Linked DNA regions of Homo sapiens: region 1 is linked to region 2. Evidence: read pairs that join two places in POLR2A ChIA-PET (ENCODE). Cell type or tissue: GM12878. All regions are shown on one strand. Each heading gives the region's core, and the rest is flanking DNA. Links, peaks and the distances in the headings are about the cores only.

What was found. ChIA-PET counts read pairs that join two places held together with the same protein. Peaks named below come from ENCODE experiments on the same cell type or tissue, not always from the same donor. Only the 100,000 strongest peaks of a DNase experiment are listed, where the experiment ranks them.
Region 1: POLR2A ChIA-PET joins it to region 2 with 9 read pairs; 3 of 35 experiments call an interaction of 5 or more read pairs at or near these places.

Annotation. Positions count from the first base shown.
Region 1 is chr3:15,177,557-15,182,933 of GRCh38, forward strand. It overlaps the pseudogene COL6A4P1. Among named protein-coding and RNA genes, the nearest start is that of CAPN7, 26 kb to the right of the region's middle. In GM12878, for the core only: no CTCF peak of the experiment used is centred there; a DNase peak (open chromatin) is centred at 2,835; H3K4me3 peaks cover 1,470 bases; H3K27ac peaks cover 968 bases.
Region 2 is chr3:15,354,033-15,359,409 of GRCh38, forward strand. No RefSeq gene overlaps it. Among named protein-coding and RNA genes, the nearest start is that of SH3BP5, 24 kb to the left of the region's middle. In GM12878, for the core only: no CTCF peak of the experiment used is centred there; a DNase peak (open chromatin) is centred at 2,809; H3K27ac peaks cover 611 bases.

The DNA.
Region 1 (5,377 bases), core at 202-5,201, 180 kb before region 2:
AGAAATTAAGAATAAAAAGCCTTTGTACCTGGAGAGACGTGGTCAACATGTGGAGCTGCCTTTGCCAACGTATCACAGAGTTCCTGCCGCAGCTTCTGGGCGAGATTGCTCAGACCAGAGAAGTTAGGAACAAAGGAGGTAAAATTCTCCTGAGGACTACTGGCAATTTCCCTGAGCTCTGCCCAAACTGCATCTCTGACGCCAATAGCATAAAGCAGGATGCCTGCCTTCCTCAATGCCTTCGCAGGTCCATGGACATGGTCCTCAACTGGCCCACTGCTGATCACCACGGCGATCTGAGGTACCTCTTGGCTTGCCCGGCTCCCTGATGCTTCCTGGAAGTGGTGGTCTAGAATGAACTTCAGGGCCAGGCCCATCTTCTTGCCCCCAGGCTTAAATTGAAACTGCCGAATGTGTCTCAACACATCACCTTTGCGGTGGTAGGTGGAAAGCAAGAACTCTGAATGGGGCACATCGCTATACTTGGCCAGACCCACACGGATGGTCTCACTGCTGACGTTGAAGCTGTTTACCAGAATGTACAAGAAGTTCCGCACACTGCGTGCATGTTGGGGGTTGATGTTGGTGTCCACCAGAAACACAACATCTCCCAGAGAGGCTTCCCTGCAGACTAGGAAAGAGAGTCACTTTCAGATAAAACATAACAAATGACAGTTACTGGCTGGAATCCCATCTCTCCAGACTCAGAGCCTTTACTCCCCACAGATCTGCCTGCACAGCATGCAGCCTAGACACACCATCATCTTCCCTTGTATTCCCATGGCTACCATCTTCCCCTGCTCACCTACCACTCTCTGTTCCATTCTAATAGACATTTGGCCCTTCAGTTAGATCACCCACCCTGCTTTCCATTCATCCCTTGACCTAAATAAAAGAACCCAGTTTTCTACCAGTAGTGGATGCTGTTGGTACCCACCTAGATCGCCTTTACTGGTTGGCACACCTATCCCCCAGCTGCTTTAAGTACTACCTGTGACTTTCTCCAGAGTCCTAACCTTGGCTGAAGGGAGTGGCCTCAATTGGAGACGCCTGGGATGTTACACCACTACCACCACCCTGGGTGGCCAATGTCTAATCAACATGGAGATACAAATGCCTGGCCCACTTGCCTTCAGTGAAACAACCCTGCAGTGTTATTTAGACTCCATCACCACCTCTCATGACTCAGGCCAAGGCTTGACTTTACCTATTGTCTTCATCCCCTACTCTAACCCACTTCTGTTACTCCCTTACAGATTTTTTTCCTAAAGAGTACTTTCTCAAAATAATGCACTCAAATCCCTGTCCCAAACTCTGCTTCCAGGGAACCTGACCTAAGACATCAGCTTTCCAGCTTTGACTTCTGTACTCCCTGGCCACCACCAGCCCCTTTTAGTTTGATCGTTGGCATTCCTATACTTGTGGCTCACATTTGTCTTTTGGCTCCCTGAGCTCAAGCTGCACTATGCAGCTACTTCTCCCCAGCCCCAGCTACAAGCCTGGAAACCACCATCTCAACAGTGGCCAGGCCCATTGGTACCCCATCTGGGCCCATCCTGGCCTCCAGCATGGAAGACATCAGACACCAAGTGGCTGCAGGACTGGAGCAAATTTTGGTAAATTCTCATAGGATCATGTTCTTTTATCTTTGTTTGTAATGTAACATTCATGATTGTGCTTATTTAGTTAATGGCAATTTCCCCAACTAGACTGTGAGATCCATGAGAACAGATAACCATGTATTTTGTTTGTTTGTTCACCACATGAGCATCTAGCATAGAGCAGATACCCAAAAATATTGAGGAAGGAAAGAATAGAGGAAAAGAGAGAAAGGAAAGAGACAGCACTTATAAGGATGGAAATCTTGAACATTAATGAAAACAAATAATGGAATTAAAATTTTAGTGCTAGAAATAATTATATGAGACTGTAGCTGCTAGACATGTGGCAACTGAGCACGTGAAATGTAGCTAGTATAACAGAAACTGAACTTCATATTTTACTGAATTTTGATTTATTTTAATTCAGAGAGTCACATGCAGCTGGTGGCCCCTGTATTGGACAGTACAAGTATAAAATAAGGAGTCCAATTCAGCTATCTCAAAGAGAAGGAAAATAAGACCTGGAAAGGCAAAGTAACTCATGTAAATCCATTCAAAGAGCCAGAATTAGGACCCAGGTCTCCTGATATCTAGTCCATACCCTGAACTGCCATGAAGATTAAATTAGAAATCCATATTACAGAAAGGCAAAGACCAAGTGAGAGTCTAGACAGAGAGGGCTTGGGGAGGTTGGTATAATCCAGGGACACTTAATCCACTTGTCACTTCTGGAGTCCTGGGTCCCACCTCTCAGAAGTTTGCATAACATTGGTCATAAAGCCAAGTGGAATCTGATCATGGAAAAGGCAGACAATAAATGAACTTCAGGTCCTTTAAGCTTTATTTCCCTTCAACCCTCCAAAGTGCAGTCTTACTGGGAGAATTCAATGACTGTTCCAGGGATGGCTGACTGGCTTGTCGCCTTAACATCTCTTTCAGGGGTGATCAAATGCAAACCACGAAGTGTTTCCCTGATCTTTCAAATCAGAGGAAACCACACAGCTGTAGAATATTTTCAAGGCAAGTAAGTTTCAGTTCTATCATATGCAACTTGAGAGATGTATTACATTTTCGTAGACTGTCACTTTCTTAACCCCTCCACTAGTTCTTTGAATGTTTTAGAAGGTGTTTGAAACATGAAAAGACTGTCACAGCTTCTGTTCACAAGTGAAGGGAGTCAGAGCCAAAAGGAAAACTGAGAGAGCTTCATGGTTTTTTTTTCCCCCAACAAATAACAGCCTGTGTAATTATATTTGAATATTTAAACCTCAATATTGTCTCACTGGCACTTCAGGCTACTCAAATAATCTTCTTCTGATGAGACTTTCATCTTGGAAAGTCCCAACAATCTATTAAAATAACTGCAAAAAATTGCAGATGTGTCACTAGCACTCAGTGAAGCGATCCGTCTTGTGATGATAATTACTCCTCAGAACAGCTCTGCCGAAGAGAAAAGGCAGAATGCAGAACAGACTCCTGTTTACAAAAGCGTTTGAGAACCTAGTAATACATTTCAGAGTATGGAAGTTTTTAATATCTATTTTTTTGTCATTTGGGGTTAAGTACTGAAAAAACAAGTGCCCACCATTCACTATAAGCTTCCAGATTCTGACTAAATTCTCCTTCAATGAATCGATTGCCTCTTATTAATTCTGAAGCTTCTGTAATATTTCCTTTTAAGATGGTCACTACCACTAGATGGTTTTCAGCTTAAAGAAACCCAGGTATTACCAATCCTCTGTGACTTGAAGCCAAAACCAGCTTCAAGGAGGATGATCCCCCAAAATATCTTCCAAGTCTCCATTCTAGATGTGGACCTAGAGAAAAGAAGAAACCTTGTAATTAAAAAATGTGCCTTCATGCACTTAAAATGTGTCCAACACATTGACTATAAATTATGCCTCATGAAGTTGATTTTTTTAAAGCATAAGGATGTCTTTCCCCACATCAACATAGGCTTTATCAAAATAAAGAGGGAAATGTTCCCACATTGTTTCAATTGTGCAAGGAAAATGGTCTTGCTGATCCAACTCGGGAAGAATTTTGTAAACACCCAGAGTGTACACCTCAGACTTCACTATTTAAAGTTGTCCAGATGTGGCTATAAAAGGAGAAAGCATACAGGACATGGCATAGAACTTCCATTTCACACACTGCATTCATTTGGTGGGTCATAAACATTTCTGAATGATTTTGTTTGTATATTTATGCAAGAGTGGAATAACCTGATAAACAGTTGTGGTATGCTAAAATATTCAAGTATCTCAGGAGCACATCTGCCTGGTCAAATAAGCCTAGTCTGAAAATACCTCATACATTCTCAAAAAAAAAAAAAAGCAGAACATCAGACCTCCCTCCCCAAAGCTTAGATCCATTTCCAAAGGGGTCCATGGAAATTGTCTACTCTCAATTCCATTTCTATTTTTTTTACTCTAAGAAAGTCCATTTGTTTAAAAATAAGAACATAATAATCCCATTGAATGAGAGGTTCCAAGTGGAACAGGGAATACCTCATCTTTATATTCTTGGCCAGCCAATCTCACAGCTGCCTTCAGCAGAATGTATGTGGTTAAAAAGCAAGGACTCTTGGAGATAGACTGCCTGGGCTTGAGTCTTCGATCCACTATCTAATAGTGGATCTTAGGCAAATTGCTTCACTTTTCTCTGCCTTGGTTTCCCCATTTGTAAAATAGGGGCAATAATAGCACCTACCTTATAGTGTTATCAGGATTGAGTTCATTATTATAAAACACTTTACCCATTCCTGGCACACAGAAGGCACTCTTTAGGTGTTTGTTAAATAAAATAAACCTTCTTGGAGCCCCAATATGTAATTCAAAAGAATTCAAAAGAATTCTTCCATGTCTTTGCCATTGTGAATAGTTAAAGCACATTCTTAAACAAACCAAAGAGTTTAAGCAAGAATCTCTAGCATGTCTAAATCACTTCCTAGTCTTGGGTTCTTTAAATAGAATATTGTGTGGAAGTGATCATCACAACACCCAGGAATAGCAGACACCCAACAGCTGCGTTTCTCTTTCCAGAAAGTGTTAAGTGAAAACCACCCCCCACTCCCTAAAAACACATCTTGACTGTTCATGCTCAACTTACTCCTTAAGAGGGATTCAAAAATTTGAGATAACCATATTTATTTTATTTACTTTATTATTTACACCAACAGAAAATACTGGGAGAAGTCTTGACTTTAAAGGAAGCCCATAGGCCTTGATTCTGGTTTGAGCTTGGCTATTTGCTCTGCAGACTTGAGCAAGCTGTTTCAACTTTCAGGTTTTATGTGATGAGTCTAGAGGTCTTAGCTCTGATTTGAGACAACTACTGTATTGACCACTGTATTACAAACATGCCCTAGGGAATTGGTCCAGTGTTTTTCCAGGAAATAGATGTGCTATAATTAGATTTCTCTGTTCCTCAGTTTCTACATAACTTCCCACTAGTGCCTCCTCCCGGAGGTGTATAAGTAACTAAAGGAAAGGTACTTTAAGACTTTAGATATCCTATCCTTCAATAAACTTTTACCTAAGGGTAAAAAAAAAAATGCATGAATCTTAAAGAATAGATTGCCCTAGTGAATTAATAACTGTATGAGGGTAAAGAGCTTGAGAGTCTGAAGGTGTGAAAAATGATCCAAAATAAATTAATGGATCATCAACATGATCCTCATCATCATCATTGCAATAAAATATTACACTTCCAATTTTGAAACACTTGGGTTAATAAAGTTATTGGAAAAAACAAAACCTTTAAGTAAAGGTTTT
Region 2 (5,377 bases), core at 183-5,182:
GTAATCCCAGCACTTTGGGAGGCTGAGGTGGGCAGATCACGAGGTCAGGAGATCGAGACCATCCTGACTAACACGGTGAAACCCCGTCTCTACTAAAAATACAAAAAATTAGCCAGGTGTGGTGGTGGGCGACTGTAGTCCTAGCTACGCGGGAGGCTGAGGCAGGAGACTGGCATGAACCCAGGAGGCGGAGCTTGCAGTGAGCAGAGATCATGCCACTGCACTTCCAGCCTGGGTGACAGAGCAAGACTCCGTCTCAAAAAAAAAAAAAAAAAAAAAGCCAGGCATGGTGGCACATACCTGCAGTCCCAGCTACTTGGGAGGCTGAGGTGGGAGGATCACTTGAGCCTAGGAGATCGAGGCTGAAGTGAGCTATGATCACGCCGCTGCACTCTAGCCTGGGTTACAGAACAAAATCCTATTTCAAAAAAAAGAAAAAATGATCTTGCTGTCTGGGGAATCCTACAGTAGGCAGTATAATTTTAAGCAAGTACCCTTGAAGGTCACAGACTTTAGTTATTTTGTTATTTATTTATTGTTAAGAAAGGATCTTGCTCTGTCGCCCAGGCTGGACCGCAGTGGTGTGATCATAGCTCACTGCAGCTTTGAACTTACGGATTAAGCAATCCTTCCACCTCAGCCTCTTAAGTAGTTGGCATTACAGGCACATACCACCGTGTCCAGCCATTTAAAAAATTTTTTGTAGAGACAGAGTTTCACTATGTTACCCAGGCTGATCTCAAATCCCTGGCTTCAAGCAATCCTTCTGCCTTGGCCTTTCAAAGTACTAGGATGACCAGGTGCGAATCACCACGCCCAGCTGAGAGTCACAGGCTTCAGAAGGTCATCTGTCGGCATAGTAAAGTGTCTCCCATAAATGGGATCACAAGGCCTTCTGGCTAAGCAACCCCAACCTCTCCTCTACCCAGTCCCAAACCTCGCAGCAGTCATCCAGACTTGCTTTGGTTGCCCTATAAGTCCTTCCCAATGAGTTATTTCTGATTAGGAAGAACTTCTACTCTCCTCTTCTCTATCTTTGAAGACATTGGGAACTGCTCTACTGTAGAAATAACTACAGTCCCAATTTGGACCAGTTTGCAGCTTGGCTTTGAATGTTTTCAAAACCTCAGCTTAGACAAGAGGAAAAAATTCTGTCTCCAAGCCTTGCCCACCTCAACTTCCTTAAAGACTCTGACGAAGAGTGACAACAGGGCTAGGAATGACCATCTTTTTGGTCTGACTTTAGCTGGTGAAATTCACTGTACATAGAAATGCAAGAGCTGGAAGAGGAGGAACTCCAGTGGAAAGGGTCTTTCCATTGGCCCTGATGATGCACAAGCTGGCTTTGAGCATCCCATCTTCTTGATGTGAAGAAACAGCAGCAGAAGCTCTATCAGGTCAAGGGGCTGTTTCCATTTTTAAATGTTTGAGGTTTTTTTGAGTTGGGTAAAGAAGATAGCTTTAAATTCCTATTCATGAATAGCAGCAGATGCTGTTTGGAGTGTAGACCACTTCCCCTCAGCCTGACTAGGGTTTCAGCTGCAGCCAGAGTGGACATTCTCCATGCACGCTGGCAGCGCCCACCTCAGGCAGCTGTGGAGTCCCTCAACTTTTCCAACTCAGGTTTTATTGGAAGCTTCAGTAGTTCACTTAGTCCATACACAGAGCAGCCCTAAGTGCCCGGGCATGTCAACACTCCCAATCATTGGAGGAATAAGAAACCAGTGGGGGAAGGCCCCAGCCTCTGGCCCTTCAGAGGCACAATTCTGAGGTGTATTCTCCACAGGTCTCCAGCAACAGTGAGCCCTGGCTGCCCGCAACAGGAACCAGTGGAATCCTACATCCTTGCCTGGCCTATTTCTCCTCTTACTCTCCCTACTCCTCCTCTTACTCTCCCTACTCCTTAACTCCTACTTCCTAGGGTCCCCTTTCAAAAAGCTATCTATACCCAAGACCCAGGTCTTTCTGAGATTTCGTCTTTGGGATAACCTAAGCTAAGATATGCATCAATGCACATGTTAGGAGGTGAGTTTTAAAAAATTTTTTTTCTTTTTTTTACTTTTTTCCTCTTTTTTTTTTTCTTTTTCAACCATGGGAGACTCACTGGAGTCTTTGTTTCTGAATTAAAAAGGAAGTGTTTGGGGTTTTTTTTTAACATTCAGAAATAAAGTTGCTCCTGGAAAAGGGAACCTGTCACTATTAAGAAGAGCTGTCCTTCATGTGGAAGAAGTGGGAATTCAGTTCTGACTATTGGTAACAAAGTTAAGCCTTCAGGCTGACTGTTAATCTAGGCCAGGGCCTGGGCTGGAGAGGAGCAGCCTGGCTGATTGTGGTGTGGAGGTATTTCTTCTTCCCGGTCCTAGCGCTGGAGGCTGGAGGTGGAATGTGTAATGGGAAAAGGCTGTGGGTTGAGACTGAGACAAATGTTGAAAACAGATCATAGAGACCTGGGAAACCTGAACTGAGGTTACAGAGTAAGAGAAAAAAACAGGCAAGACAGGCTTATGGAGTGGGAGGTGGTCTGGAATCATTTCAGGGACCAAGGGTGAAGGCCAAGGGAAGGCCTTCTCCCCCTTCCTGACATTTGTGCGAGGGTCCTGCCATGGAACAATGCCCCTAATAATCCCAGTAGACCTAATAACAACACTTCCCCCAACTGTGGATCTATTTGCATGAGAGAAGGAAAACAAGGGGATGAAGAGGAGGAGATAGGGAGATAGGGAAAACAAGCATTTGCGCCCAGTAAGAACACCTGCTTTCCAAGGGCATAATTGTAACCCAGGGAAAGGAACAATAAAACAAAGACTCACCGTTACCAAAGGGGATTTCCAAGAACAAAAACAACCAACAATAACTGAGAAATCAATCACTTGCCTTCCTTCCTGCTGACTTTTGTTTTTTTTTTTTTTGAGACGGAGTTTTGCTCTTGTTGCCCAGGCTGGAGTGCAATGGCGCGATCTCAGCTCACTGCAAACTCTGCCTCTCAGGTTCAAGTGATTCTCCTGCCTCAGCCTCCCAAGTAGCTGGGATTACAGGCATGTACCACCATGCCCAGCTAATTTTGTATTTTTAGTAGAGACAAGGTTTCTCCATGTCAGTCAGGCTGGTCTCGAACTCCCAACCTCAGGTGATCTGCCCACCTTGGCTTCCCAAAGTGCTGGGATTACAGGCGTGAGCCACCGCGCCCAGCCTCCTGCTGATTTTATAAGGCTGTTTTTTTACCATTTTACTTAGATATGTGGGTCTACAGAGGAGGTGTAGTTATAGTGTTTCTGGGGAAGTAATATTTTTCCAGATGCTACAGCCACAGACCAATTTTTATAATAAACTTTATTTTATGGAGCAGTTTTAGGTTCACAGCAAACTTGAGTGGAAAGCATAGAGCATTCCAAGTATAGAGGCTTAGGGTATAGAGATGTACCCCTGTCCCCAAACATGGACAGCCTCCACTCCATCAACATCCTGCAGCACACTGGTGCCTTTGTTACAATCCATGCACCTACACTGACACATCACTATCACCTGAAGTCCATAGTACCTTAGAGGTCACTCCTGGTGCTGTATGTTCTATGGGTTTTGACAAATGACTGTTACATATCCACCATTATAGTGTCATACAGAATAGTTTCGCCACTTTAAAAATCCTCTGTTCTCCTGCAGAGTAATTTTAATTCCACAAGAAAGCTGGGCGGTCAGCTACAAGTACAATTGTCAAAATTGGATGGTAAATAATTTTTAGCATATATCAGACTCTCCTGGAATTGATAGCAGATTGGAACCCACCAATATAGCTGCAGAATAAGAATCCTGACTGGGACTGGGTGTGGTGGCTCACGTCTGCAATTCCAACATTTTGGGAGGCTGAGGTGGGACGATCACTTGAGCCCAGGAGTTCAAGACTAGCTTGGGCAACATACAGAGACCCCATCTTTACAAAAAATACAAAAATTAGCCACGTGTGGTGGTGCGTGTCTGCAGTCCCAGCTACTTGGGAGGCCGAGGAAAGAGGATCATGTGAGCCCAGGAGTTGGAGGTTTCAGAAAGCTATGATGACACACACACCTATACTTCAGCCTGGGTGACAGAGTAAGACCCTGTCTCAACATAAAAATAATTTTAAAAAAAGAATCCTGACTGTACTTCAAATGGTCGCATTATCCAAAAGTGGACAACCTCTATCCCACTCCCAAGCAAACCAAATCAAAAAAGCCCATCAAAGACCCCAAGATTTTCCCAAATTGTAGGTCTTTATCTGTGACATTGTAATTTCTACCATCTAATACTAGTAGCTTTAGTTCAATAATTATAATAATCAGATCAGGCTGGGCATGCTGGCTCACACCTGTAATCCCAGCACTTTGGGAGGCCAAGGAGGGCAAATCAACTGAGGTCAGGAGTTCAAGCCTGGCCAACGTGGTGAAACCCCATATCTACAAAAATACAAAAATCAGCTGGGCATGATGGTGGGTGACTGCAATCTCAGCTGCTGGGGAGGCTGAGGTGGGAGGATTGCTCGAACCCGGGAGGCAGAGGTTGTAGTGAGCTGAGATCACGCTACTGCACTCCAGCCTGACCAACAGAGTAAGACTCCGTCTCAAAAAATAATAATCAGGTCAACTACTGTAGACTATCACAGCTGTCTTTTTGCAAGGATGGGATGCAGTTTCCTGATAAAGGATATAACCTTTCATCTTAGTTAAAATCCTTTCTTCATAATTCTGAGTCTCAAAATGCTTTTCTGCAATGTTAATTTCCAACACCTGCTTTATGAGCCGACCATAGCAATTTAACTCCCAAGACCTGAAAATGAAACTCACTGAGTACATTAAAAAAAAATTATCAGGATCATGTGAAAAACTAATTTTTTTTTTTTTTTTTTGAGACACAGTCTCACGCTATCACTCTATCATCCAGACTGGAGTGCAGTGACACAATCATGGCTCACTGCAGCCTCGGCCTCCCAGGCTCAGGTATCCTCCCGCCTCAGCCTCCCAAGTAGCTGAGACTACAGGAATGTCCCACCACACCAAGCTAATTTTTTTTTTAAAAATTTTACAGAGACGAAGTTTCGCCATGTTGCCCAGGCTGGTCTCAAACTCCTGGGCTCAAGTGATCCGCCTGCCGCCCAAAGCGCTGCAATTACAAGCATGAGCCACCACGCCCAGCCGTGAAAAATTAATTCTTAAAAAAGGTAAGGATCAGCGTTGAGTGTGCATTTACAGAACAGAATTCAACAGATACCTTTGTTTCTTTTTTTCTTTTTCTTTCTTTCTTTTTTTTTTTGAGAGAGTCTCACTCTCTCACCCAGGCTGGAGTGCAGTGGCGCGATCTCAGCTCACTGCAACCTCCAAGTTCAAGTGATTCTCCTGCCTCAGCC